2 separate regions of the Homo sapiens genome follow, and region 2 is linked to region 1. The links are chromatin loops, found by intact Hi-C in ENCODE. Cell type or tissue: PC-9. All regions are shown on one strand. Each heading gives the region's core, and the rest is flanking DNA. Links, peaks and the distances in the headings are about the cores only. Region 1 has its middle 16 kb from the start of SEH1L. Region 2 overlaps CEP76 (centrosomal protein 76).

Region 1 (14,237 bases), core at 7,533-12,532:
ACCGGGACTTCCCAGCTAATGGTCAGCCCTGTTCAGACCCCTAAGCCCTAACCTGCCTCCTCAGCTCTCCATCCACCCCAGCCCCTTGAGAGTGTTTCTAGATACCAAAGAGTAGCCAAATGTGTCAGGAGACATGGCCTAGGGCAAGACATGCGGGAGCAGCATTCTGGTCTGGACAAATGACAGGGGAGGATGAGCCTCAAAGGAGGAAGGTAGGAGAGAGAGAGAAGTGCCAAAGAAATTAGAATTAAAAAGAGACAGGCTGGGCCGGGCGCGGTGGCTCAGGCCTGTAATCCCAGCACTTTGGGAAGCCAAGGCAGGCAGATCACGAGGTCAGGAGATGGAGACCATCCTGGCTAACACGGTGAAACCCGGTCTCTACTGAAAAAAATACAAAAAAATTAGCCAGGCGTGGTGGCAGGCACCTGTAGTCCCAGCTACTCGGGAGACTGAGGCAGGAGAATGGCGTGAACCTGGGAGGCGGAGCTTGCAGTCAGCCAAGATTGTGCCATTGCACTCCAGCCTGGACGACAGAGCAAGACTCTGTTTCAAAAAAAAAAAAAGTAGAGACAGGCTGGGCGCAGTGGCTCATGCCTGTAATCCCATCACTTTGGGAGGCTGAGGGGGGGACGGATCACTTGAGGTCAGGAGTTCAAGACCAGCCTGACCAACATGGAGAAACCCCGTCTCTACTAAAAATACAAAAATTAGCTAGTCCTGGTGGTGCACGCCTGTAATCCCAGCTATTTGGGAGACTAAGGTGGGAGAATTGCTTGAACCTGGGAGGCAGAGGCTCCAATGAGCCAAGATCATGCCACTGCACTCCAGCCTGGGCAACAGAGGGAGACTCTGTCTTAAAAAGAAAAAAGAAAAGAAAAAGGAGATAGACACACACCCCGCTGCTGGGATACATGCAGTTGGGCCAGGTCTGCAGGGACTCAGATGATCTGCTCTGGCTCTCGCCCAACAGCTTGGAATGGTCCAACTCATCTCACAGGCAGTGGGCAGTTAAAGGGTCTGCTGTTTTGCATGTTTGCTCCTGGGGCATGGTCCTCAGAACAGGCAGGAGTGCACAAGACAGGGTAAAGCCCCTCAGAGTGCCAAAGGGTGTGTTCATATGCCTGACAATATGCTCTTCTGGCAGGGAGATTGGCAGCTGCATATGCCTGGGAGGATTTGGGGAACCCAGGGACCTGCATGTCCAGCTAGAAATGCCACACTTCTTCCTCCCCTGTGTAGCCTTCTCGGGGTGGACATGTTTCTGTGTCCGCCGCCGTTAGAGAAACCTTATGCCATTTCACTGTTTGTGTTTTGTGAATCGCTGTCTATTGTGGCAGCAGCACACATACACATTTGCAGACAGATTCCAGAACAAGAGTGGTAATTGACCGTCCACAAAAGCACTTGGCTCCCAGGTTATAAGCCACATTTTCTATATTATTTATCTTTCTTCCAAGACAGAACTCCCGTGAGGAAAAGGCTGACTCACAACCATTTCTCCAGTCACCTCCCTTGAAGAACATTAGGGTAGGAAGCTTCCTGGTGAAAGGACCTTTGTTCACCTGGATGCAGTCTTTGGCTCTGTCTCCCCTAGACATTCCTAGGAAAAGGGGAGCACATCTAAGGAAAACAAAGCTGCAGTTTGGCTCATCAGTGGGACTTACCCTTGGAAGGTGATACCTAGCTGAAAGGCAACCTGGAGGTGATTTTTGTTCAGCAGTCAGCTGTGTATAATGGCAACTATTGAATAATGAGGCCTACGGCTAGTTGATTGATTAAAATGGAGCGTGGTGTAGTGCCTGGCCACTCAAAATACGATCCATGGATCAGTATCAGCACTACCTGAAGCTTATCAGAAAAAGAAGCACTTGGTCCCATCCAAGACCTATGTGTGAGAATCTGCATTTTAACAAGACCCCCAGGTGAGCTGTAGAAGTGAGCTGCAGTTTGAGAAGCCCTGGTGTGGTGTGCAAAGGTGCTGGACTTGGAGTTGGAAGATCTGGTTCCTTGTGCCAGCTCTGAGCCTTACTAACCACGTGACCTCTGAGCCTCAGCTTCTTTATCTGCAAAATGGAGATGATCCTAATAATCTCTTCCAATATTTCCTTACACGGTTGTTATAAGTCAGCCTAAAATAAATATATGAAAGCATTCTGTAAATGTACATCACTCTGATTAAAGCACTACGATAATAAGGCCACGTACGTTTAGTGTGGATTTGATTCCTGTGTTGATGTTACCTAAAGCTGTATGTTGCTGCAGGCCTAGACAGTTGCTTGCAGACATGAGCCTTGATTCTCAGAGAATCCAAGTATGAGAGTGAACTGATTTAGGATTGCTGAATATGTGACATGTCTCATGCCAATTTCAGCCTCGAAGTTTTGCATTTAGGATATCTGCGATGCCAGACTCCGTGCTACTGCCAGCCCATGCTGCCTGCACTGTTTCTGTCCTCCATTCCTTTCTTTAACTTGAAGCACAAGGCATTAAAAAGACAAAGGCCAGGCGCGGTGGCTCACGCCTGTAATCCCAGCACTTTGGGAGGCCGAGGCAGGCGGATCACGAAGTCAGGAGATCGAGACCATCCTGGCTAACATGGGGAAACCCCGTCTCTACTAAAAATAGAAAAAATTAGCCGGGTGTGGTGGCAGGCGCCTGTAATCCCAGCGACTCGGAAGGCTGAGGCAGGAGAATGGCGTGAACCTGGGAGGCAGAGCTTGCAGCGAGCCGAGATCGAGCCACTGCACTCCAGCCTGGGCGACAGAGTGAGACTCCATCTCAAAAAAAAAACAAAAACAAAAACAAATAAATACCCCATGGAGATATTATTTTGTACAATTTCCTCATATATCTAAAGCATTATAATAACCCCCACACTCCTAGTCTTTTATCTATGGCAAATATTGGTGACCTGAAAATTTTGCCTAAAATGGAAGATATTATACGTAACTATGAGAAATTTTAAGTTGAAACCTGATACTGTCCTGCAAATATCATAATCTGTGCATGTAGTGACATCATAGACATCTGCTTATGATTACTTAATTATTAAAACACTCTTTCTAGAGCCTGATTATCAACTCCATCTTAGGGATGAGAAAATGGAGGTATGAAGCCATTTTAAGTGACTTGCCTGGGGTCACATGGTAGGCAAGTGTTGGAGCCAAGCCAAAGCCACGTGATTTGATTCCCAACCCCGCATACTGGACCCCAGTTTTGTCCTTCCAGGAAAAGAAGGAAATAAGCACTAGGCCAATGGTCTCAACCTTGGCTACATGCTGGAGTCATCTGCGGGGCTTTGAAAACTACTGACGTCACATAGACTGGGAAAAAATATTCACAGCTCATTTATCTGACAAATGTCTTGTATATGGAATATATAAAGAATTCCCACACATCAACTAAAAAAAGAGAAACAACACAGTGTTTAAAAATGGGCAAAAGACTTGAATACATGTTTCACAAAACATGATATACGAATAGCCAATAAGCAAATGAAAAGATGCTCAACATAATTTGTAATCAAAGGACTGAAAATAAAACGACAATGAGACATCCTTTCACACTCACTAGGAGGGCTAACATCAAAAAGATGATCACACCAATGTTGGCAAAGACGTAGGGTGACTGAAGCTCTTGCACATGGCTGCGGGGAGTTTAAAATAGGACAGCCATGTGGGAGAACTAGAGCAAATCTTTATAACAACATTAATCTTCAACCTAGAAATTCCTTCCTACGTACTTAATGGGGAGAGAAATGAATAGGTTCCCAAAAGAAACTTCTCTAAGAATGCTCATACAACATTGTTCCAGTTTATCCAGTGTGACTAGAAAAATCCCCCCACGTTGGTGAAATACAACCAGCATTTTTCACGCCCATCGATTCCGCCCGTGGTCAGGAAATAAGAAGGGGCATAGCAGAGCAGCTCTTGTCTGCCCCACGATTGCCAATGTTGGGCACAGCTTGTCCTCAATGGCCCTCCCACTCACACGCCAGCCCTGGGGCTGGGCAGCTGAAGACTGGGCCCAGCCAGGACTTCCATTTGGGGTGTCTGCAGTGGCCTCCAAGCATGGCGGGCTCAGGGCCCTAAAGCCAGTGTTCCCAGAGAACTCCCAGTTCTGGGAAGCTGCCTGGCCTTTTTATTTGCATGGCCTTTTGTAACACAGCCTCAGAAGTAACATAGGGTCTGAAGTAGTCTACTCAGGCTGTCATAATAAAATACCACAGATGGGTGGCTTAAACAACAAATATTTATTTTTTTCTCACAGTTTTGGAGGCTGGAAGTCCGAGATCAAGGTGCCAGCAGGGTCAGGTCCTAGCTTGTGAACAGCCACTTTCTTGCTGTGTGCTCCCAGTTCCTTCCCTCTGCACCTGTGCAGGGAGGGAGAGAGACTGAGCTCTGGTGTCTCCTCTTCTTCTTACGAGGACACGCCAGGCTTCTTGAATCAGGGCCCCACCCTTATGACCTCATTTAATTGTAATTGCCTCCCTAAAAGTCCTACCTGCAAATATAGCCACACCAGGGATTAGGACTTTGACATGGGAATTTTGAGGGACACTTCAATCTTTTACTAGTCTCCATTAGTTGAAGCAATCGCAAACCTGCCTGGCTCCAGTGGGAGGGGCTACAGAAACCATTTCTGATGAGAGTGTCAAAGTCTGTGGCCCTGCTTCAAAACCTCAGCCTCATTCATTATAACCCCAAACTGTAAACAATTCAAAAATCCATCACCATCAAAATAGATAAATACATCACGATATATTCATGTAACCAAATGTTACTCAGCAATAAAAAGGAACATACAACCACATGGGTGAATCTCAAAAACATTTTTTTGAGCAAAAGGAGCCAGACCCACCAAAAAAACAAGCCATGTGATTCCATTTATATGAGGTCTAAGAAGAGATAAAACTCATCTATTGTGATGGAAGTCTGAAAGTGGTTGCCTCTTGGGGTTGGAGTTCATTGCAAGGGGCATTATAGAAATAACCTTCCGTTGTGATGGGGATGCTCTGTATCTCGTTTCAGTGGTGGTTACAGGGGTGTCTACAACTGTCAAGTGTCTTTGAAGTAAACATCTAATAATATGTACATTTCGGTGTCATGTGGATTATTTCTCTATTTACAAAAGTAATAATGATGACAATGCTGGGTCCTGCTCCCAGAGATTCTCATTCAGTTAATCTGGGGCAGATCCTGGGCAAGAGGATCTTCAAAAGTTTTCCACAGGATTCCAAGGGAAAGTAAAGCTGAAGACCACTGTGCCAGGCCAGCACAGTTCTCAGGGGGAGGGGAGACCAACAGAGCATCCGTCATGAGAATCAATGGCTTGCTGTGTAACAGATGGCCACGCACTTCGCTTAAAACAACTCAAATTTGTTCTTACAGTTCTAGAGATCAGAAGTTTAAAATTAGTCTTAAGGAGGCCCCTGGAGAATATCCATTCTGCTTTAGTCTATTTGGGCTACTATAACAAAATACCACAAATTGGGTGGCTTCTAAACAACAGAAATGTATTTCTCATAGTGTGGAGGCTGGGAAGTCCAAGATCAAGATGGATTTGGTGTCTGGTAAGGGCTCATCTTCTCACTGGAAGGGGCAAGCTAGCTCTTTTGGTGGATCTCTTTTACAGGGATGCCAATTTCAATCATGAGGGTCCACCGTCAAAACCTAATCACCTCCCCAAGACCCCACCTCCCAATATCATCACCTTGGGGGTTAGAATGAAACACATGAATTTGGGGAGACACAAACATTCAGACCATAGCACCTGCCCTGCCCCTTCCAGCTTCCAGGGCTGTCTATTTGCTCTGGAAAGAGCGACTCTATCTTCCAAGCAACTGCCCTTTGTTGTAAGCAGTGTAAGCAAACTGCCCTTTGCTTTGGAGAAAGACACTATTGTTTGTCTTCCAAGGCTGTTCATTTCACCAACATTCTTGAAAAGGTAACCCAGAACAAAGGGAAGCCAGTGTCCCACTGCAAGACATGGCCGCATCACTCCAATCACATCACCTCCTCTGACACTGACCCTCCTGCAACCCCCTTACAAGGACTGTTCCGTCACACTGAGCCCACCCAAATAAGCCACGACCATCTCCCCATCTCAAGGCTCTTAACTTGCTCACATTTGCAGAGGTCCTTTACCATGTAAAGTAACCTATTCACAGGTCCTGGGGATTGGGACATGGACATACTTGAGGGGCCATTATTCAGCCACCATACTGTGATGCTCAAAATGAACTTGGTTGAGATGTCAGAGCGAGGACTAAATCTCCACCTAGAATATTGGAACCCAAAGGGCTCAGGAAGTTTCCAGCGCCATCTCAAACTATTTCTTAAGAGTGACCTACAAAAAAATTTCCATGTCTCCCTAGACTATAGCATTACACATCAGCTGTCCCAAATAAACGGGCCCTGGGGTAGTGGTCGCATTAACCGAAAACTATTTTCTTTCCCAGGTCCCAGGACAACAAGCCCCATTACAACATAAGAACTTGGGAACAGTAACTGCCCTTTGTGACAAGGGGAAGAGGACATGCAAACGTTAGTTACAATAGCAGTGAGGAGTACTGGTGGCGGCATGCATTCCTATTTCTCCCTTTACAGAAAGATTGAAGTGGATCCCAGCTGATTCTTACAAGTATGTTGGTAGGACTGATCGTGAAGCATTCTCTCTTCTTCTCTTTCTCTCTCCAAATATTTATAAGAACTTACTGTGTACCAGGCAAATAATGCTTGGGAAGACCCTGTGCTTCCTTCCCTACTCTCTCATTCTTCCAGTGTCTTCCAGAGGCAATTCCTGCAGTTCTTGCAGTGGTTGCCAGTTTCCTTGCTTATGGACTGCCAATTGCTCTCCTCTGCTTACAGGATGAAGTTCAGGGCCTCCAGTCTGGCACCTGGGGTCCCGTCTTGTCTGTGCAGTGTTCTCCCCCAGGACTCACAAAATGACTCTCACACCCCAGCAAAGTCCATCTAAATAGGAACACCTAGCCATTTTTTATTGTGTTGCTTAAATACTAAATTCTTGACATAAGGCATCATAAAGTTTCCTTCCTGCAGGTTATAGTGGAGGACGCTGAAGCTGCTGGACCCCAAGGTTGCTGCCATTGCCACCACGATGCACAACGGCCTGAGAACTTCTCTGGCCCAAGGGCTGCTTCCTGATGCCCAGCCGTGTCTGACTCTGCCTGGCTACAACGACTTCTTCTTGCCCAAACTCCAGAGACCCATCTGTTCTGTTACTTACCCGTCACCTAGGAATGGTTTGATCCCAGTCACCTGACAAACTTCTGGAAACTCAAATGCATCGCACTAGGAGAAGGTTGGATCCCTGAAACCCATCCGTGAAGGCCTGAGTAGTCCCAGGATCTCAGCTAAGAAACTACTGGACTAGGCCATCTCTGAGGTCCTTTCCTCCAGTGAAAGTCTGTAATTCTGTAATTTTACTCCAATTGTGTCCTTTCAATACATAATACAAATTATGGTGGGAAGAAAAGATCCCAGGGAAGTCAGCGAGGAAGACCCTCCCTTCCCTTATTCCAAGCCACTGCAGGCATCCCTGGCCTGCAACATATACTCTTCTTGGCAAGGCAATCCAAAATGCTCTCTGACCCCTTCACAGGAAAGAGATTGAGCCCTTCATCCCTGCCCCAACTGTTGCTGCTTGGACACTAAGAGAGAGGCTAGAATAGCAAGGGTTTCCCTCAACAGCAGGACTGTTGACCTAAGGTAGAAAGGTGGCTCTCCTGGGTTCCTGCCACCTGGCTCTGCCCTTCTCAGCACTGCTACTGCCTCTGCAAGAGCCTTCTCTCGCCTTCGACCTCAGTCAGAAAGGAAAACATGCACTCGGGGCTTCTTTTGGTTTAGATAGGCTCTCCCCTCCAGAGCACAGGAGTGAGGAGCAAAGGATGTCTGCATGACATTTTCTCCAGTGCTTGCTACGGGGAGACAAGAAGAACACCACTGCCCAAAAGTTCCAGAGGGGAATGCCACTCAAGGCCATGGGCCCCAGGCAGCCCGTTACTATGCAGATGGCAGCCTCCTGGTGCAGAGGACTGATGTGAATCCTCAGAAAGCCTAGAGGTGCCATTCTGCAGCCACCTTCTCCATTCTAGCAGCACATTTTTCTCCCCACCACACCTCCCAGAGGAAGAGGACCCTCCTCATCCTCTATACTCCTGTTGCCAGATGAGTCTCCCTGGGTGTTTCACATTTTTGCATGCCTTGCAGTCTTTGCATGTCTGCCTTCCCTTTGTTCTGGGTTACCTTTTCAACAATGTTGGTGAAATGAACAGCCTTGGAAGACAAACAATAGTGTCTTTCTCCAAAGCAATGGGCAGTTTGCTTACACTGCTTACAACAAAGGGCAGTTGCTTGGAAGATAGAAAGAGCAGCTCTTTCCAGAGCAAATGGGTAGGCAGGCTTACTGCCCATTGTCAAACATTCAGGGTCCCCAAGCTCAGAGATTGTCATGAATTGCAAGCCACTGCTTGTGCAGGTGTCATCCGGCCCCACATGCTAGGACTTAGGGCAAGGAAATGTGGGTACTATGGCTATAGTGATTGTTGTAAATAATAACACGGCTTCTAGCTAGGCACAGTGGTTCATGCCTGTAGTCCCAGAACTTTGGGGGTGCTGAGGCAGGAGGATCGCTTGAGCCCAGGAATTTGAGGCTGCAGTGAGCGATGATTGCATCACTGCACTCCAGCCTGGGCAACAGAGTGAGACCCTGTCTATAAAAAAAAAAAATACATAACACAGCTCCTGCCAGTATCCATATCCACTAGTCTGTGACGGCGCAACGCATTAGCTGGCAAGTAAAGTACCAGACCCCTCCAGGGCGTTGACACTCCCTAGTGCTGGGCTGAGGGCACATCAGCCCCTCTCCTCTCCCCCTGCCACAGCTTACTTCTGTGAAGGCCTCTCGTGTCCTGAGCACTTCAATTTTATTTTATTTTATTATTATTATTATTTCTGAGACAGAGTCTCACTCTGTCGCCCAGGCTGGAGTGCAGTGGCGTGATCTTGGCTCACTGCACCCACCGCTTCCAGGGCTCAAGCAATTCTCCTGCCTCAGCCTCCCGAGTAGCTGGGATTACAGGTGATCACCACCACACCCAGCTAATTTTTGTATTTTTAGTAGAGACGGGGTCTCGCCGTGTTGGCCAGGCTAGTCGCGAACTCCTGACCTTAAGTCATCTGCCTGCCTCAGCCTCCCAAACTGCTGGTAAAGGCATGAGCCACCGCGCCCGGCCAAATTTTATCAACTCAATTAACATCAAATTTAGAAATGTAAAGATTTTATTTCCAGTTTGACGATAAGCTGCCTGCCCTGTGACAGACCACTGAAAAATTCAGCTGTGGCTGACACCTAGGAATTTGCAGTTACAGGACGTTTCCAAGTTCCATATGCGATGTCATAGTGCCGCCTGCTGGCTCCTGTCTCACAGGAATGCTACACATGCAGACGGTGGGTCTGACCCCGCAGCTCACACACAGTTCACGGATGAACCTGAGGAAAGTAGGAATGAAGCTCACAAATGTCATGTAGAACAAAAGGAGCTGGGTAGGAAAAGTATAGATTGTGTAATTTCATGTACAGGAAGCACAAAACAAGTGAAACTTCACAAAACAAGTGAAACTAACTGTACCAGTCAAGGTTTCGCAGAGAACTAATGGGAGATCTATGGATATATTTTAAAGGAATTTATTTAAGGGAATTGGCTCATGTGATTGTGGGGCCTGGCTGGTCTATAATCTGTAGGGCAGGTCAGCAAACCAGAAAAAGTCTGGTAGGATTTCTGTGTTACAGACTTGAGGCAGAATTCCTTCTTTTTCCCTGCTCTCTTGAGAGTCTTTGCTCTCAAGTCCTTCAACTGAATGGGTGAGGCTCACTCTCATTATTGAGGGTAATCTCCTTAAAGTCAATGGATTGTAGATATTAATCATACCTACAAAATATCTTCACAGCAACTTCTAGACCTAGTGTTTGAGCAAACAACTGGGCACCATAGCTTAACCACAGTGACACATAAAATTAACTACTGCAGGCTGGGCGCGGTGGCTCACGCCTGTAATCCCAGCACTTTGGGAGGCCGAGGTGGGTGGATCACGAGGTCAAGAGATCAAGACTATCCTGGCCAACATGGTGAAACCCTGTCTCTACTAAAAATACAAAAATTAGCTGGGTGTGGTGGCGCGCACTTTAGTCTCAGCTACTTAGGAGGCTGAGGCAGGAGAATCACTTGAGCCTGGGAGGCTGAGGTTGCAGTGAGCCGAGATCACACCTCTGCACTCCAGCCTGACAACAGAGTAAGACCCTGTCTCAAATAAATAAATAAATAAATAAAATTAACTACTGCAGTCAACTGTTTGTCAACGTGGCACCTCTACATATCTCCTTAAACTATACTTAATCTCCAGATAACAGCAAAATCATACTTGCACCTCACCTGATTCAACTATCTTGGGTAAAACCAGAGACACACTAAACCTTCCCCAGAAGAGGACGTAGGGTTCTTGGGTCATGTTTACTCTTCTCTTTGGTATCCTGTAACTGAAATATTAAGATATGTCTTATGTAATATAAGGGAATAAGAGAGAGAAGAAGACAAATATATTTTCTAAACACACACACACACAACACATTTGTAACCAAATAAGGAAGAAATACTCGTAACAATTACAGTCCCCATTTTTGTAACTGGCCATGTGGTTTAGCTGGTATTTATAACCATCTGCTTCCACTACCCATTCCAGATTCCCTTTGCCCTCAGCAAGCACCTCAGCTGGTCATGGTTTGTCACCTGGTGGGGTGACCCAAACCTTCCTTCCTGAAGAGTTTGGACCATTTAGTAGTATGGCCTGAATTAGGTTGTTATAGTTTTCCATTGATCTGAATCACAGTGCAGAGTAACATTGAGATCTCCTGTACTCCAGATGCACTCTTACTTACCTCCGTCGGGGAGTAGCAGCCCAATTTTCCCTTGGTAGCCAGGACCAATCACCCCAGAAAACACAGCAGCTCCCTTCTTAGCCTGTTGACTCAGAAGCATGAGGAGCCCCAAGTGGCTGGGTGGCACGTTAACTGAGAGTTTGGTGGAATCACTGTTGTGTTTCCTGGTGGAAGCACTCTTCCCTTTGGAACTAAGACTTTTAGATCAGCAGAGCATTAGGTTACAGAACAGGAAGAAAACATTTTGCTAGTGGGTCAGTATAGGGGTAATAGTGAATGGTGCCAACTCCATTTCCATCCCTTGATTCCTGGACTTATGTATCATGGCTATTGGCGAAGCAGCACCCTATATTGGATGCTAACTTATATTTATTTATTTTGAGACAGGGTCTTGTTCTGTCACCCAAGCTGGAGTACAGTGGCATGATCAAGGCTCACTGCAGACTTGGCCTTCCGGGCCCAAGTGACCCTCCCATCTCAGCTTCCTGAGTAGCTGGGAGTACAGCTGCATGCCACCACGCCCAGCTAATTTTTAAACTTTTTTTTTTTTTTTTTTAAATAGAGACAGGGTCTTGCTATGTGTCTCAGGCTGGTTTCAAACTCCTGAGCTCAAGCGATCCCCCAACCTCAGCCTCCCAAAGTACTGGGATTACAGGCATGAGCCACCACCCCCAGCCCCTTGGGTGCTAATTCAGAGCATACACAACCTCCTGGAGAATATTGCCCCAGCCCTGCAAGGCATTACCACCTACCTGACACTGTATCTGAGTCTTCAAAACGCCGTTTCACTGTTCTGATCAAGGCACTCACTTCACAGCAAAAAAAAGTGCAGCAATGGGCACAGGCTCTTGGAAGTCACTGGTCTCACCATGTTCCCCACCATCCTGAAGCAGTAGGCAGATTAGAACAGTGAATAGAATAGAACGGGCTGAATAGGATAGAAGCAATGCTTTGTGGAACCTACCACAGTGGTGAATATGGCATTCTGTGGCTCCATGGATAAATTTTGGCAGAGGCATTGTGTACAGGGAAAGCAAATCCATATTCAGACTAAGTGTCCACCCCAGGAAGGACAAAATACCGACCTACCATGATGGAAGGAGTCCAATGTAACCAACATGCCACCTGTAGCTGGCTGATCATCCCGGGGAATGGTGCCATATTGGAGCCTCAGTGTTGGTCTCTACCACTGACAGATTGGGCACTCGGTGGTGGGTGTAGCCAGGTTGGCCTTAGTGGGTGGAAGTCCATATTGCTGAACCCATGTGTAACCTCCATCCTGACACCATGGCTGCTTTGTTCGTGAACTCACTGGGCATGACAGGGGTGGCTACGGAAAGAAACCGCCTCGCATCCACAGAACAGGTCATTCTATTCTATTATTAAAATTCTCCTCTGTAGATGTCACCGTTTGGTGGGCATTCATATGGAACACAAATATCTTCCATTTTTTGCTCATTCAGAGAGAGAGAGACATCAAATTTCCTTGTCACCAATTTCCAATAATGTTCCTTCTAAGTCCCTGACCATCAAGCAAAATCTCATAAGTGAATATACAATTATACCTCTTGCCATGTCTCCTTCCAAACAAAAACCACTGGATTCATTGCCCAAAGTTGGGGATTGCTCCCACTGGGAGGAATTCCCTTCACCACTGTTTCTTGGGGATGTCCCAGAAAGGGACTATTATGCTGTAGTTGTCCATATTGGGGTGCCTGCATATCATGCAGAACCACCTATGTGCCTGGTATATCTCGTCTCGTCTTCCTCAGTCAACTGATTGTAGGAAACTCTGTATGAGGCCATAGATAGGGGCGTGAACTGATAAGATTGTGTATCAGGACTAGAAGCCAAGGGCCCCACTCAGAGCTAGCAGCTTTTTGGGTCACTTGGTTGATGAGCTGGAGTGGCACACCCAAATGAAGAATGTCTTGCCTCCAAAATCCAAAAGGGCATTGTACCTCTTTTTTGGTTATAGGCGGAGCCAAATGCAACAACTTGTCTTTCATTTTGTAAGGAATATCTTGACATGCCCTACACCACTGGATCCCTAGAAATTTCACTGAGGGAGAAGGTCCCTGAATTTTAGTTGGATTTATTTACCATTCTCTGACATGCACATTTCTTACTAATAAGTCTAGAGCAGTTGCTGCATCTTGCTCATCAGGTCCAATCTGCATAATGTCATAAATGTACTAAACTGGTGTGATATCTTGTGGAAAAGAAAGGTGATCAAAATCCCTGAAGACTATACTGTGATAGGAACGGAGAGTTTAATCTACTCCTGACATAAGACAATTGTTATGGACTGAAATGTATTCTTCCAAATTCTTATGTTGACGTCCTAACCCCTAATCTGACTATGTTTGGAGAGAGGGCCTGTAGGGAGGTAATTAAAATTAAATAAGATCATAAGAGTGGGGCCCTTATCTAATAGAACTGGTGACCTTATAAGAAAAGGAGGAGACAACAGAGATTTCTCTCTACACATAAGCATAGAACAAAGGCTGTGTGAGGACGCAGTGAAAAGGTGGCTGTCTACAAGCCAAGAACAGAGTCTTCAATAGAAATCAAATCTGCCAGCACCTCCATCTGGGACTTTTAGCCTCTGGAATGGTGAAAAAGTAAATTTCTGGGCCTGGTGCAGTGGCTCATGCCTGTAATCCTAGCCCTTTGGGAGGCTGAGGTGGGTGGATCATCTGAGATCAGGAGTTTGAGACCAGCCTGGCCAACTTGGTGAAACCCTGTCTCTACCAAAAATACAAAAATTTGCCAGGCGTGGTGGTGTGCGCCTGTAATTCCAGCTACTCGGGAGGCTGAGGGAGGAGAATCGCTTGAATGGAGGTGGAGGTTGCAGTGAGCCAAGACCATGCCCCTGGACTCCAGCCTGGGTGACAGAGTGAGACTCTGTCTCAAAAACAAAAACAAAAAAAGTAAATTTCTGTTGTTTAAACACCCAGTCTGTGGTATTTTGTTATGGCAGTCTGAGCAGACTAATAAAACAGTAAAGATGTATTGCTGGCCTTGCTAGCTGGAAGCAAATTGCTTCTGGTAATCTTTATTAACAGATACTGAGGAAAAAGCATTTGCCAATCAATAGCTGCACACCAAGTACCAGGGCACCAAGGCATGTGTTAATTTACTCAAGCAGTGAAACCACATCTGAAACAGCAGTTGCAATTGGGGTGGCCACCTGGTTAAGTACACAGGTGTCATTCTCCAAGAGCCATCTTTTTTTCTGCACAGGCCAAATAAGCTAATTGAGGGGGATGTGGTAGAAG
Region 2 (16,625 bases), core at 7,705-12,704, 250 kb before region 1:
AAAAAATTCTCAAAATTCTAGATATTTTGATTATCATAATGGATCTTTGGTATTTCCTCATTTTATATTCAAGGTTTTAACTCATCACAAATGGTCTCAAAGATCCACGATTAACAATGCTTTTCCTGCGGCAAAATGTGAACTTTTGCTGATTTACAGGCACCTTAACTTAAATAGTGATCAACACTGGCATCTATCACAGCTTTGTTTTCTTTTTCTGTAAACAGTAATTCCTTTTTTTTTTTTTTTTTTTTTTGAGACAGGGTCTTACTCTGTCACCCAGGCTGGAGTGCAGTGGCACAATCTCGGCTCACTGCAACCTCTGCCTCCCCGGCTCCTTTCACCTCAGCCTCCGAGTATCTGGGACTACAGGCATGCACCACCACACCCGGCTAATTTTTGTACTTTTTGTAGAGATAGGGTCTCACCACGTTGCCCAGGCTGGTCTTGAACTCCTGAGCTCAAGCAATCCACCCATCTCAGCCTCCCAAACTGCTGGGATTACAGGCGTGAGACACTGTGCCTGGCCAAAAGTAATTTTTATAAGATATTGCTTTTATTTGTAAGCAGAACCTAAGAAAAGAAAGCTAAAGCCAATACAAGTGATGGAAGGAAAGAAAAAGTAATAAGGGGCATTCATTTCCAGCAATATAATGGACCAGAGGTCCCCTGACCAACTTTTGCTGAAAACATATTACAAATGCCAGGTTTTCCAAAATGTATGTTTAAATGCTTTGATAAGTTGACAAGTGAATAAGAAATATTTAGAGGCCAAAGCTAAGAGTAACTGGGAACCCAGAGAACATGTTTGATAAATCAGTTTGCCTTTGATAGCCCCAAAGAACACAGAAAACAGGGCTCACCCAAGGTGAGGAGTGGAACAGGGAACCCTAAAAGGTGAATCAGAAATATTTTGTAGGCATTTTGGATTCTAGTCCTTTGTTGGTGATATGTGTTACAAACAACTTTTCCCACCCCACAGCTTCAATCTCTTAATGTCTTCTCTTGATGAGCTTAAGTCTTTAAGATACATTAATCTTTTCCTTTATGACTAATACTTTTTATGTCTTCTTAAAAGCACTTTACAAAGGAAATCTACATGCTATTTGACAAGAGGCTTGATCTGGCTGGGCGCAGTGGCTCACAACTGTAATCCCAGCACTTTGGGAGGCTGAGGCAGGTAGATCACTTCGAGATCAGCCTGGCCAACATGGTGAAACCCTATCTCTACAAAAAATACAAAAACTGGCAGCGTGGTAGCACATGTCTATAATCCCAGTTATTCAGGAGGCTGAGGCAGGAGAATTGCTTAAACCTGGGAGGTAGAGGTTGCAGTGAACCAAGATCACGCCACTGTGCCAAGATCACGCCACTGCGCTCCAGCCTGGGTGACAGAGCGAGAGATTCCATCTCAAAAAAAAAAAAAAAAAAAAAAAAAAGAGGTTTGATCTCAAAAGTAATCAGGGAAATGCAAATTAAAGCCAGACGTCTACCCAGTTGAGTACAACATGAAAACAAACAGAAACCAACCTGGGGAGAAAAATGAATATGAAAAAAGTATAACCCAGTATACATATTTTTTCTTTAAAAAATAATAGAGATGATGTTTCACCATATTCCCCAGGCTGGTCTTGAACTCCTGGGCTCAAGCGATCCACCCACCTCAGCCTCCCAAAGTGCTGGGGTTATAGGCATGAGCCATCAAGCCCAGCCTAACCCAGGATTTTTTAAGGGGCAAATATGTGAATAAGCATTTCACAAAGACAAAATCCAAATAGTGGTATTCAGCAAAAATCTTGACTCTAAGGGATGTGAACAAGTTCACCATTCTTCATTTCTAGGAGGAAGTAATTCATTCTATAAGTATTAATTAATTTGAAGATTTTTGAGTCTCAGAACTTGAACTCTCATGACTTTCAAAATTATAAGCTTCATAATAGTAGGGACTGTAGTTGTTTTGTTCAGGGCTAGAATAGTGACTGGCACTATCACACACACCAAAAAACAGTTAAATACATAAATGAAAAGAAGTATGAAACTACAACTATTTCAGTGTGAATTACCTTCCTGTGTTCTGACACCAGGAGCCTCAGCTGCATTTCAATTTCATTACTTGTTACTGACGCGTCAATTGTGGATGCACACAGAGGTGGAAAGGGAGGAAGGGATGTTGTAGCTCCAGGAGCACACACAGATTTAATTGCTTCCTCACTCATGGGTTTCCATTTGGATTCATCGTTCAAATCAAATACACAGGTTTCTACTGCATCAGAGGGTTGACAATTTCCCAGGAACATCTGATGGTTGAAAACACAACCAATTGTTCGATATGGGTACAGTGGTTTGGGCTGTTCAGCAACTGGAGGTTCATCAGGATTGGTAGGTTTATGGATGTACCTAAAAAAATTAAATAATTTTATATATGAGAACTTAAAAATTAAAAAGGCAGCATCTTACTGAGAAAATTATTCTAACACTTAAGGCCATAACTACTTCTCAGAACTACAGTTTAATACTTGTTTTTCTTTTTTATATTTCCACAATTTGATTACTCTGTATTAATTGTATGGTACGTCTTTACAATATTGAAACCAACTCTGTTAACAACAGAATACATTCTATGTATACTGTTAAGATCAAAGGCCGGATGCGGTAGTCCCAGCACTTTGGGAGGCCGAGGCAGGGGGATCACCTGAGGTCAAGAGTTCGAGACTAACCTGACCAACATGGTGAAACCCCGTCTCTGCTAAAAATACAAAAATTAGCTGGGCATGGGAGCACGTGCCTGTAGTCCCAGCTACTCGGGAGGCTAAGCCAGGAGAATTGCTTGAACCCGGGAGGCGGAGGCTGCAGTGAGCCGTCCAGCCTGAGCAACAAGGGCGAAACTCCATCTCCAAGAAAAAAAAATAAAAATAAAAAAAGTTTGCCTCAGATAACATAATTAAAATAATTTGGTTATGCATTTTTAGGCACAACTAACCAAAACATTATTAGGCATGATTATCAACCAGGGAGAAAGAGGACTCGGGAATGAAAAGAGGGCCCAGGGCTGGGCCTCTAGAACACACACATTTAAAGACAAGATGAAGGAAAAACTAAGAACAGCCAGAGAGGAATAATAAATATTGAAAGACAATGATAAAAAAGAAGCTAAGGAAAGAGAATGTTCCATGAAGAAAGAAGTGAGACAGCCAGGTGGAAAGGGGTCCCCAGAGAAACTCCAACCAGCCTGTGCACTGGGAGGAGTGCACACTGGGGAGAAGCCACAGAAGTTCGAGCAATTTGCAGTGGGGAGGAGCTTGGCCCCTCCTCTTCCTGAGTGGAAGCTGGAATTCAATCTGCGAGGCAGGAAGCACACTAGCAGGCAGGAAGCACACTAGCAGGCACGAAGCACACTAGCAGGCACTCTGGCTTTGTGGAGCGTCCGTTTCCCAGTGTTTTTCCTTTTTGTTCAATAAATTCCATTTTTCTCCCCCTTCAAATTGCCTGCGAGCCTAATTTTTCGTGGCCATGTGACAAGGACTCAGCTCTTAGCTGAACTAAGGAAGAAGTCCTACAACAGAAGTACTCAGCTGTTTCAAAATCTAATGACAGGCTAAAGTACTTTAAAAAATGTGTCCAGTGGATTTGCCAACGTGGAGATGGTAACCACATCAAATTTTAAAAAGAAATCATCATTTACAACTTGAACTTATTTTCAGACTTAGGTATGATCATCAGAAAAAAACATATGCCAGCCAGGTGTGGTGGCTCATGCCTATAATCTCAGCACTTTGGAAGGCCGTGGCAGGTAGACTGCTTGAGCCCAGGAGTTCAAGACCAGCCTAGACAACACAGCAAAAGCTCATCCCTACAAAAAAATTAGCTAGGCATGGCTGTGCACACCTGCAGTCCCAGCTACGCAAGAGGCTGAGGTAGGAGGACCACCAGAACCCAGGAGGGGGAGGCTGCAGTGGGCTGTGACTGTGCCACTGCACTCCAGCCTGAGCAACAGAATGAGACACTGCAAAAAAAAAAAAAGAGAAAACTGAAAAAAAAATATGCTAATCATACAAAACTAGTAAACATAATTTACTGTTTACCAACATCATGTTGGTAAAGAATATTTGAGGTAAAAGTTTTCTTAGAGTTCATTTACTTGGCTGCCATAATTGAAGTACTTTTTTACATAATCACTGAAAAGGCTCTAACTAAAATCATCAACACGTACCTTCAAGTACCATCAATATGGACAAAAAACCCTTATAATTTAAAATACTTATAACTTAAGCCGGACACAGTGGCTCACGCCTGTAATCCCAGCACTTTGGGAGGCTGAGGTAGGTGGATCACCTAAGGTCAGGAGTTCGAGACCAGCCTGGCTAACATGGTGAAAACTTGTCTCTACTAAAAATACAAAAATCAGCCAGGTGCGGTGGCACATGCCTGTAATCCCAGCTACTTGGGAGGCTGAGACAGGAGAATCGGCTTGAACCTGGGAGGTGGAGGTTGCAGTGAGCTGAGATTGTGCCAGTGCACTCCAGCCTGGGCGACAGAGCGAGACTCCATCTCAAAAAAAAAAAAAAAAAAAAACTTATAACTTCATTTTAATATCCTTATAAACTTAGTAAACTAACCTGTGTCCTGTTAAACTCTCCCAAAAAGTGATGGCCCCATCAGTTCCACAAGTCATAACCCATGCATGAGGTACTCCTTTTGCCTTGGTCCCAACACAAACAAAGGCTTCTAATCCATATCCAAGAAGAAGGCTGCACAGAAGGTTAGCGTGATCTTCACAGTCACCCTGGAAGATAAATTAAAATGAAGTATTCATTCTTCCATATTATTTCCTCATTACATACTTAAATACTAAATTATAATAAAAATTTATTGGCTGGGCACAGTGGCTCACGCCTGTAATCCCAACACTTTGGGAGGCCAAGGCGGGTGGATCACATGACGTCAGGAGTTCAAGACCAGCCTGGCCAACATAAGGAAACTCTGTCTCTACTAAAAATACAAAAATTAGCCGGGTGTGGTAGCACACACCATTAGTCCCAGCTACTCAGGAGGCGAGGCAAGAGAATCACGTGAACTTGGGAGGCGGAGGTTGCAGTGAGCTACAATCGCGCCACTGCATTCCAGCCTCAGCAACAGAGTAAGACTCTGTTTCCAAAAAAAAAAAAAAATGTTTATAAAGAACTCACACAACACAGAAAGAAAAGTAGAACATTTTTTTTTTTTTTTTTTTTTGAGACAGGGTCTTCCTCTGTCACCCAGGCTGGTGACATGATTCATAGCAGCCTTGACCTCCTGGGCTTAAGTGATTTCCCCATCTCAGCCTCCCAAGTAGCTGGGACTAAAGGTGTGCACCATGACACCTAGCTAATTTTAAAATTTTTTTTGTATAAACAGGGGTCTTACTGTGTTACCCAGGCTGCTCTTGAACTCCTGGGCTCAAGTGATCCTCCTGCCTCAGCCTCCCAAAGTGTTGGGATTACAGGCATGAGCTCCTGTGCCCAGCCTGGAATATTTTAATAGATTAATAGCTGAAGTACATGAACAAACAAGCAAACAAGTCATACAGCAAGAAATGCAAATAAATGGAAAACACTCAACCAATGACTGATAGTATCTATATGTGATAATTTCAAGAAAATACATACATAAGAAAAATGACTGGCAAGAACAACAACAAAATGCCAACAATGGTTATTACTGGGGAGGTTATATATAATTTTCCACTCTTTTTCCAGATTTTCTTTGGTTATATTACTTTCAATTTTAAAAAGTTATAAAGACCTATAAAAAAATAGAAAATATTAGCTGGGTATGGTGGTGTGTGCCTGTAATCCCAGCTACTCAGGAGGCTGAGGCAGGAGAATCGCTTGAACCTGGGAGGCAGAGATTGCAGTGAGCTGAGATCGTGCCACTGCACTCCAGCCTGGACAACAGAGTGAGACTCTGTCTCTAAAAAAAAAAAGAAAAAAAGAAAAGAAAATATCTGATACTGTGTTCTGTGAAAAAAATTACCAAGATATTAAACACTATGGTTACAATTTCGTATTTAAGTGTAGGAAGACTACACGCGAAAGCAAAAATAACTATTTGAGTTGAGTGTCCGAATGAAGAAATTTCTTTTTTTTTTCCTCTCTTTTGAGATAGGGTCTAGTTCTGACACCCAGGCTGGAGTGCAGTGGCATGATCTCAGCTCAATGCTGCCTTGACGTCCTCAGCTCACTGCAGCCTTGATGTCCCCAGCTCAAGTGATTCCCCCGCCTCAGCCTCCTGAATAGCTGGGACCACAGGCACTCATCACCAGGCCCAGCTATTTTTTGTGTTTTTGTAGAGACAAGGTTTCACCAAGTTGCCCTGGCTGGTCTCGAATTCCTGGACTCAAGCAATCCGCTTGCCTCAGCCTCCCAAAGTGCTGGGACTACAGGCATGAGCCACCTTACCTGGCCAAGAAATTTCTTTCTCCAAAAAATTGGATTTGGTGGTGCTAAAGTTTTTTAAAAAAAATTAACTGTAAGAAAACAAATAGCATTTTATAGTTCTTCAAGTGGCTTTACAAAAATGTAATAACCAATCTTTTATTTTTTAATTTACTTTTTTCTTTTTTGAGACAGAGTCTCGCTCTGTCACCCAGGCTGGAATGCAGTGGCATGACCTCGGCTCACTACAACCTCCTCCTCCCGGGTTCCAATGATTCTCAGCCTCCTGAGTAGCTAGGACTACAGGCGTGCACCACCACACCCAGCTAATTTTTGTATTTTTAGTAGAGAGAGAGTTTCATCATGTTGGCCAGGTTGGTCTTGAACTCCTGACCTCAAGTGATCCACCCACCTCGGCCTCCCAAAGTGCTGCGATTACAGGCATGAGCCACTGCGCCTGGCTTAATCAACCTTTTAGACCCAATTATTTCTGAGATTTTGTCCTAAAGAAAATTCAGAAGTAAAATAAAAATATCTGCAAAGATAGTCAGTGTGAAAGTTCATTCATGGCAACATTAAAAAATTTAAAATGAGCTTAACTTTATGGCCAGGTGTGCCAGCTTTTGCCTGTAATCTCAGCACTTTGGGAGGCTGAAGCGGGCAGATCACTTGAGGCCAGGAGTTTGAGACCACCCTGGCCAAGAAACCCCATCTCTACTAAAAATACCAAAAAAAAAAAAAAAAAAGCCAGGCATGGTGGCTCCATGCCTGTAGTCCCAGCTACTCAGGAGGCTGAGGTAGGAGAATTGCTTGAGGCTGGGAGGCGGAGGTTGCAGTGAGTCGAGATCGTGACACTGCACTCCAGCCTGGGCGACAGAGCGAGACCCCGTCCTAAACAAAAACAAAAGAAAACAACAACAACAAAACCACTGAATAAAAAAAAAAGAGCCTAACTTGGCAGTTCCTACAATAGGGAAATAGTTAAATGTATTTTGTATATTGACTCAAGGAAACTTAAAACACTCATTAAAAAACGGAAATCAGCACTTTAGGAGGCAGAGGCGGGCAGATCACCTAACGTCAGGAGTTCGAGACCAGCCTAGCCAACACAGTGAAACCCCATCTCTACTAAAAATACAAAAATGAGCTGGGGGTGGTGGCGGGCACCTGTAATCCCAGCTACTAGGGAGGCTGAGGCAGGAGAATCGCTTGAACCCAGGAGACGGAGGTTGCAGTGGGCCGAGATCATGCCATTGCACTCCAGCCTGGGCGACAAGAGGAAAACTCTGTCTCATTTAAAAAAAAAAGGAAATCAGAAAGACTGTAGCAACACATAGAAAAATGTTCATAGCATAATGCTTAATTATAAAGCAAGATACAAAAATTTATTTACAATTATAATTATGAAATAAATGATACATATACAGCAGAAAAAATATAAAAAGAAATAATAAACTAGGAATAGAATTATAGGTAAAGTTTCACCATTACTGTTGTAATGCTGTTGTTTGTACAGTAAAAAATCTAAATATATATATGATATATATCATATATATGATATCATATATATATGTATTTTTTTTTGAGACAGAGTCTTGCTCTGTCGTCCAGTTTGGAGTGCAGTGGCGCGATCTCAGCTCACTGCAACCTCCACCTCATGGGTTCAAGTGATTCTCCTTTTTTTGTGTTTTTAGTAGAGATGGGGTTTCACCGTATCAGCAAGGATGATCTCGATCTCCTGACCGTGTGATCCGCCCGCCTCAGCCTCCCAAAGTGCTGGGATTGCAGGCGTGAGCCACCACACCTGGCCCATGCCTGGGTAATTTTTATAGTTTTTTAGAGAGAGGGATTTTGCCATGTTGCCCAGGTTTGTCTGGAACTTCTGGGCTCAAGTGATTTGCCCACCTTGGCCTACCCAAGTGCTGGAATTGCGGGCATGAGCCACCATGCCTGGCCTGCTGTCACCTTTATTTATTTTTTTTGAGACAGAGTCTCGCTCTGTCACCCAGGCTAAAGATAGTTTTTTGTTTTTTTTTTTTGAGATGGAGTTTTGCTCTTATTGCCCACACTGGAGTGCGATGGCGTGATCTCGGCTCACTGCAACCTCCACCTCCCAGGTTCAAGTGATTCTCCTGCCTCAGCCTCCCAAGTAGCTGGGATTACAGGAGCCCGCCACCATGGCTGGCTAATTTTTGTATTTTTTCAGTAGAGATGGAGTTTCTCCATGTTAGCCAGGCTGTTCTAGAACTCCCGACCACAGGTGATCCACCCTCCCCGGCCTCCCAAAGTGCTGGGATTACAGGCGTGAGCCACCGCGCCTGGCCTAAAGATAGTTTTACTTGTTTGTTATCATACTATCAACATTTTTAGAACACAGATTAGGAAATATCCCATAATCTATAAAATTAGTTTACTAAAATCAAGTCATTCAAAAAGTGTAATTAAATATACATTTGTATTTAAATACAAACTAAACAAACTAAATAGCATGCAATTCAAGATTTTTTTCTATTTTAATATTTTTTCTATATTAATTTTGTACTGCCATTTTCTCTTTTTTTTTTATGGAGTTTCGCTCGTTGCCCAGGCTGGAGTGCAATGGCGCGATCTCAGCTCACCACAACCTCCGCCTCCCAGGTTCAAGCAATTCTCCTGCCTCAGCCTCCTCAGTAGCTAAGATTACAGGCACGTGCCACCACACCACGCTAATTTTGTACTTTTAGTGGAGACGGAGTTTCTCCACGTTGGTCAGACTGGTCTTGAACTCCTGACCTCAGGTGATCCACCCACCTCTGCCTCCCAAAGTGCTGGGATTACAGGCATGAGCCACCACGCCCAGCCTTATTTTCTCTTTTTTAAAGATGTATTATCTGAGCAAATTGCAACACATCAGTAGTACCAGAAAGCCATGGTCTGGTCCTGGTGCTGTTCCTAATTCATTCTGCAACTTGATTTCTGACATTTTAGTACTTGTAGGTCCCTACATCACAGAAATCACAATAAATAAGAAACTACATGAGAAAATAAAGATGCTGAGTTTTTTGTGTATTGATATTTAAATGTTATGAAAAACAGAACAAGGTTCTGACGTGGTCAAGCTGATAGCACCCCAAAGCGGTTAGTTCCAGGACCCTTGCAAAACAAAATCCGTGGATACTCAAGGCTTATATAAAATAGTATTTTTTTTTTTTTTGAGACGTGTCTTGCTCTGTCCTCAGGCTAGAGTGCAATGGTGCGATCTCAGCTCACTGCAACCTCCGCCTCCAGGGTCCAAGTGATTCTCCTGCCTCAGCCTCCTGAGTAGCTGGGATTACAGGCACACGACACCATGCCCAGATAATTTTTTGTATTTTAGTAGAGATAGGGTTTCACCATGTTGCCCAGACTGGTCTTGAACTCCTGACCTCAGGTGATCCACCTGCCTCAGCCTCCCAAAATGCTGGGATACAGGCATGAGCCACTGCGGCCAGCCAAAATGGTATAGTATTTTATATATAACCTAAGCACATCCTCCTATATACTTTAAATCACCTCTAAATTGTTTAAAAATCTCAATACAATGTAAATGCTACATAAACGTTGTTACACACCATTTTTTAATTTGTACTATTTTTTATTATTGTAATTTTTTACTTTTGTAAGTATTTTTGATCTGCAGTTGGTTGAATCTACAGATACAGAACCTGTGGGTACAGAGGGTTGACTATATGTGCATTTTTCTAAGGCATTCTTTTACAAATGGATTACAAATTCAGAGTAACTATGATATACTGCTACTTAATTCTATTATGTGTGTATAATACCTTGTTTCTACAGAGAAAGGCCAGCAGAGTGCACCACTGCTCCTGTTTACCTCCTCCTCCAATAACAGGGGCTCGTTCATAACCAAGGACATTAACAAATCTTGCTGCTTGCCTTGGAGTATCAAGAAGCCGTCCAGCTCGAAGTGGTTTAACATAGGAACAGACTGGTCTATTTATCCCATTTTCATCCTAGGGAAAAGGGGAAAAACATCTGTAATGACATATTAATCATCCCCAATTATGTTTTTTTCAAATACATTAATGTAGGATAAAATAATTCAGCATACCATTGATCGAGTGCTTACCTTGTATCCAGTATTTGGCTGCAAAGTGCTGTGTATATAATTTCCCTTAATCCTCATCTCCGTTATTTTCATTTTATAGATGAAAACTGAGGAGCTACAGCTATTATGCAACAGAGCCAGGTTCAAGCTCTGAGCTGTTTTACTCCAAAGGCTGTGGCAATAAGAACTCCTCTGAGAAATGTGTGGGTAGGTATGTAGGGGAGGGAGAGGTGCTCTAAGCTGAAGTATTTTTTCACATTACCATATAGAATTTAACAACATATAGCCAGACAGAACAAATAACTCTTCTGATTGGCTGATATAACAGAAATGATTGTAGCTTGATTCTAGTTTGTTTCCATTAGGGCCTCAAATTTAGAGATCCACAGGAAACAATAATTTGTTAACCAAGTCAATTGAAAGCAAAATTTCAAAAAACACTCTAGAAAAAGTTTTACATCCTAAATACAGGATATCTCCTGGTGTTGGTGCTGAATAACTTGTATGCATATATAGGTCTCTGATGACTGTCTACCACTGTGATTTTACAGTGAGTATTACCAAAGTCCACAATCTCTTTACCTTCATGGTTACTGATACGGCACTGTGAAAGGGCCACTTACTATTCAAGATTTGGAGATGACCTACCCTCCCTGATAGGGTTCCTCAGGACATGAGATCTAACCCAGCCAAAAGAAACACCATCTGTTTGAATTATCAGAACCACTGATGTCTTTCTCCACAACCAGAACATCTTTTTCCAATATAGTCCCATACTTTAGCAAGGAAAAAAAAACTCACTTATTTACATTTGATTATAATGAGAAAGATCATTAATTTTTATGTTGCAGAGCAACTTGGCTATAGATTCCACTCATACCTATAGTTCTCAACTATAGAAGGCATCAATTTTTTTTTTTTTTTTTTTGAGACAGAGTCTCGCTGTTGTCCAGGCTGGAGTGCAGTAGTGTGATTTCGGCTCGCTGCAACCTCCGCCCATGGGTTCAAGCGATTCTTGTGCCTCGGCCTCCTGAGTAGCTGGGATTACAGGTATGTGCCACCACACCTGGCTAATTTTTGTATTTTTGTAGAGATGGGGTTTCACGATGTTGACCAGGCTTGGTCTCAAACTCCTGACCTCAAGTGATCCGCCCACCTCGACCTCCCAAAGTGCTGGTATTACAGGTGTGAGCCACTGTGCCTGGCCTAGAGGGCACCGATTTTTAAAACAGAGGATTATTATTCTAATTTTGGGGGGATGTAGAGAACTATGGTTTTCTTTTACATGAACTTAGCATTACTAATAATCTAGTGTGGTATAAGAATACTAAGTCCTGAAATCACAAACTAAATATTAAAAGAATATCCTCAATCCTCAAGTGATTTACAACATTTTCTTAAAACCTAATGGCCTTAGGCTGGGCACGGTGGCTCACGCCTGTAATCCCAGCACTTTGGGAGGCCAAGGTGGGTGGATCACGAGGTCAGGAGATCAATTCCATCCTGGCTAACATGGTGAAACCCCATCTCCACTAAAAATACAAAAAAAATTAGCCAGGCATGTGGTCCCAGCAACTTAGGAGGCTGAGGCAGGAGAATGGCATGAATCTGGGAGGCGGAGCTTGCAGTGAGCCGAGATCGTGCCACTGCACTCCAGCCTGGGCGAGAGCGAGACTCCATCTCAAAAAAAAAAAAAAAAAAACAAAACCTAGTGGCCTTAAAGTTCAATTTCTGTAACTTATTTTAAAGTTTCTTGCACTAAAAAGTTCAAAAAGCATCATTCAATGAATTACTACTATACTATAGCAAAACCAGCTAACAAAGGGTAAAAAGAATAATGAATTTTTAAGTATAATGGCCACGGCAAATCTACAGATCTTTGGTTAGTATTGAGGTGCAGGACTGTTACTCCTATTCTTACAAATCCACTAACAGGCAAGAAAAGATGAGCACATAAGAAGTGGAAGCATTTGCCTAAGTCAATCATCAATAGTAGCATCTTAGAATGTAAGATATATCATTTTATTACAGCAATATTCTAATATTATCTAAATATATCCCCACAAGCTACTTAACTGTTTTGAAAAGTTAATATTTCAACCTCTGAATGGGCACTGTCCAGTGAGAAAATCACTAACCATTATGAGCTATTTAAATTTTAATTAAAATTTAAAATTCAATTATTTTTAGTCATAATAGCCACATTTTGAATGCTCAGTACATGGCTGGTGGCTACCATACTGGTTAGCACAGATACAGAACATTTCCATCATTGCAAAAAGTTCTTGGCCAGGTGTGGTGGCTCACGCCTATGATCCCAGCACTTTGGGAGGCCGAGGCGGGCGGGTCATGAGGTCAGGAGATCGAGACCATCCTGGCTAACACAGTGAAACCCCATCTCTACTAAAAACACAAAAAATTAGCCAGGCATGGTGGCACGTGCCTGTAGTCCCAGCTACTTGGGAGGCTGAGGCAGGAGAATCACTTGAATCTGGGAGGTGGAGGTTGCAGTGAGCCAAGATCGCACCACTGCACTCAACCCTGGGTGACTGAGACTCTGTCTCACAACAACAACAAAAAAAAGTTCTTTACTTTACTTTCAGTGCTGGATACATTAGAAATTTTTTTGGCCTGGATATGTATATTAACGTTTTGATTTATAACTATTGTTTTTATAATTAGATTGACTGTTTTACACTGTTGTTGTTTAATTTCAGAACTAGTCAAATACAGGAAGCAGCAAGAAACAGTTCTGAGGAATCTAAATTAAATCAGCATTTTATTTACTCTATGTATATGGAAAGAGGTGGCATAAACCAAAAAGGCACCAGTTGAAACTCCAATTTGACACAGACTTTGCCATGACTGAGTTGCTGTTTGGCCTTGAAAAGACTGTTCACTTCTCTAACCTTCATACTGTTTACAAAAAGAGCCAATGCCTGGCCACTTGACAATCTTATATGGTTACTATGAGACTAAATTACGTTCTATGGTTCAAATCTTAAAATGAATTCTGAGAGAGGAAGTCGTTTAAGTAATATTTCCTAAAAGAAAATCCCACTTCCTTGACTTCCTTAGTGCATTTCAACTTCTTCCTCCTCTTTGATCCTGCCATTTCTCTGATTCACTGCCTCACTCCATCCTGAGTCCTCTCTAGTTCCTAATTCCACGTGGCAATGAATAAATGCCTCAGACTATATAGACAGCAGGGAGCCAGTTTATATATATATATATGTATATTTTTTGTCGTTGTTATTGTTTTGAGACAGAGTCTCACTCTGTTGCCCAGGCTGGAGTGCAATGGCGTGATCTTCGCTCACTGCAACCTCCGCCTCCCGGGTTAAGCAATTCTCCTGCCTCAGCCTCCTGACTAACTGGGATTATAGGTGCCTGCCACCAAGCCTGGCTAATTTTTGTATTTTTAGTAGAGACAAGGTTTCGCCATGTTGGCCAGGCTGGTCTCAAACCCCTGACCTCAGAGGATCCACCTGCCTCGGCCTCCCCAAGTGCTGGGATTACAGGCGTGAGCCACCGCGCCCGGCCAGGAAGCCAGTTACATTTTGATTGGTTTCTCCTTGCCTTTGTCCTGATAATGTTGTTACCTTGCCAACCAGTCATTCAATATATAAACAACGCTATCAGAAAGTCAGAAGCCATTTCCCTTATTCCCACCTCTAGTCAACCTCTCATTCCCAAGCTCCCCATCTGGACACTAAACCACTTTTAGCCTGTTCCAAAATCTAGGGAAAGTAGGGTAAAGCTGGATGAATGTACAGGATTTGAGAAACTTAACTTAAAATAATATACTACACTATACTTATATGAAAGCATCTGTATGAGGCTGAATATATACAAAATATTTGAACTGTTCCTTAGGAGTTACAAAAAATACGTGAACCTGACCACATTTTTTGTTGTTTTTTTTTTTGAGACGGAGTCTTGCTGTGTTGCCCAGGCCGGACTGCAGTGGTGCGATCTCGGCTCACTGCAAGCTCCGCCTCCCGGGTTCACGCCATTCTCCTGCCTCAGCCTCCCGAGTAGCTGCGACTATAGGAGCCCGCCATCACGCCCGGCTAATTTTTTGTGTTTTTAGTAGAAACGGGGTTTCACCGTGTTAGCCAGGATGGTCTCGATCTCCTGACCTCTTGATCCACCCACCTCGGCCTCCCCAAGTGCTGGGATTACAGGCGTGAGCCACCGCGCCTAGCTGACCTGACCATATATTTTATATTGGTCTGTTAAAGAGAGAAAATGGGTTTAGGACTCAGGAAAAATGGAGGCAGAGATATATAGTTGAAATGCTTCAGTTAAACATTACTGGTCACTGGCTTAGAAGTCGTGGTTATATACAATTTTTTTTAAAACCCTAACAAAAAATATATATATGCCCAGAGCCCCCCCCCGTTCTGCACACAAGAGCTGGATTTACATATAACCTGCAAAGTGTCCAAATGGTTAATTATTTAGCACTAAGTATCAAGCAAATACACATTCCAAGTTAAACAAAATGGATTTTCATCTACTTTAAATCAAATATATTCAGAAAGGGTTTAAAACACAATAATTGATTCAACCTGAGAAAGGTGATTTTTCAAAAACCCACAATAACTGAAATTGAAAGTAAAATAAGACATAGATTGATCTTGCCACTCACTATGCAGTGAAAGAGAATATTACAAAATCAGCATTTTATTTTACAAATACACTTTTATTTTTTGGAATACATTTTACAAATAAATATTAAATGAAATTTACACACATAACAGTAAATCTCAAATACAGGCATAAAATTATTCTAATATAATTTACAAACCTGTGCAAAAATCTTAACCAGTCGTGAGTTGTGTGAGGGTCGAATTTGCAAATATTCTCTCCACCACTGCTTAGCATATACAAGAAATAATCGCTCTTTCTCTGCAGTTTTCTGACGTTCCAAAGCAAGCTTGAAATTGAAAAAAATATTTTTCAATTTCTATTCATTATCTTTAATTACTACAAAATATGTAGCAAATTTATCTACTTCTCTACATCATTACCACCCTAATCTGAGTCATCATCATCTTCTATAAGAGCCTCCTGACTTCCCTATTTCTACACTTACCCCTAGTACAATCCCATCTCCATACAATAATCATAAGTCACCTTTTTTTCCTCAAAGACAGAATTTTTTTTTTTTTTTTGGTTGTGGAGGATGCAGTCTTGCTCTGTCGCCCAGGCTGGAGTGCAGTGGCAAGATCTCAGCTCACTGCAACCTCTGCCTCCCATGTTCAAGCAATTCTCCTGCCTCAGCCTCCTGAGTAGCTGGGACTACAGGCACGTGCCACCACACTCAGCTAAATTTTTTTTTGTATTTTTAGTAGAGACAGGGTTTCACCACATTGGTCAAGCTAGTCTTGAACTCCTGAGCTCATGATCCGCCCGCCTTGGCCTCCCAAAGTGCTGGGATTACCGCGCCTGGCCCAGAAATTTTTAAATAGTAAATCATACAAGCCGGGCATGGTGGCTCACGCCTGTAATCACAACATTTTGGGAGGCCAAGGCAGGTGGATCATTTGAGGTCAGGGGTTCGAGACCAGCCTGGCCAACATGGTGAAACCCCATCTCAACTAAAAATACAAAAACTAGCTGGGGATGGTGGTACATGCCTGTAATCCCAGCTACTCGGGAGGCTGAGGCAGGAGAATTGCTTGAACCCGGGAGGCAGAGGTTGCAGTGAGCCGAGTTCATGCCACCGTGCTCCACCCTGGGCGATAGAGTGAGACTCTATCTCAAAAAAAAAAAAAACATACTGTCATTCTCTTGTTAAAACACTTCATTCTCCATCACATTGCAAAATACCTGCCCTGGCCTATGAACTCTGGCCCGACTATCTCATTTTCTCCTCTCTCCCCAACCCACTACGCTCTAGCCACACAGGGCTTTCGGTCCTCCATAGGGGCTTTTGTTCTAGGCTGTTCCCAGTGCTGGAAGCTCAGCCCCAATCTTTGCATGGCTGGTTACTTCCTGTTGTTCAGACTCTTTCCCTACCTTAGTCACTCGACCTATAATTAGCCACCCAATAACCACTGTATCATATCACCTGTAATAATTCTCCATAAAACACCTTCTACTATCTGATTATTTTG

Evidence for each region. Hi-C counts contacts between places; a loop is a spot of excess contacts. Peaks named below come from ENCODE experiments on the same cell type or tissue, not always from the same donor. Only the 100,000 strongest peaks of a DNase experiment are listed, where the experiment ranks them.
Region 2: it touches region 1 in a loop (10-fold over the local background); 6 of 110 quality-filtered maps call a loop at or near these places.

Annotation. Positions count from the first base shown.
Region 1 is chr18:12,925,232-12,939,468 of GRCh38, forward strand. No RefSeq gene overlaps it. Among named protein-coding and RNA genes, the nearest start is that of SEH1L, 16 kb to the right of the region's middle. RefSeq lists a silencer at 8,039-8,333. In PC-9, for the core only: CTCF peaks have their summits at 9,417 (motif pointing left) and 9,617; a DNase peak (open chromatin) is centred at 9,400.
Region 2 is chr18:12,676,046-12,692,670 of GRCh38, forward strand. CEP76 (centrosomal protein 76) reads right to left here. Exons shown (of 12, transcript NM_024899.4): 7 at 15,314-15,442; 8 at 10,217-10,405; 9 at 4,617-4,783; 10 at 2,064-2,397. It also overlaps a transcript of PSMG2 not described here. Among named protein-coding and RNA genes, the nearest start is that of CEP76, 18 kb to the right of the region's middle. In PC-9, for the core only: a CTCF peak has its summit at 10,262 (motif pointing right); no DNase peak of the experiment used is centred there.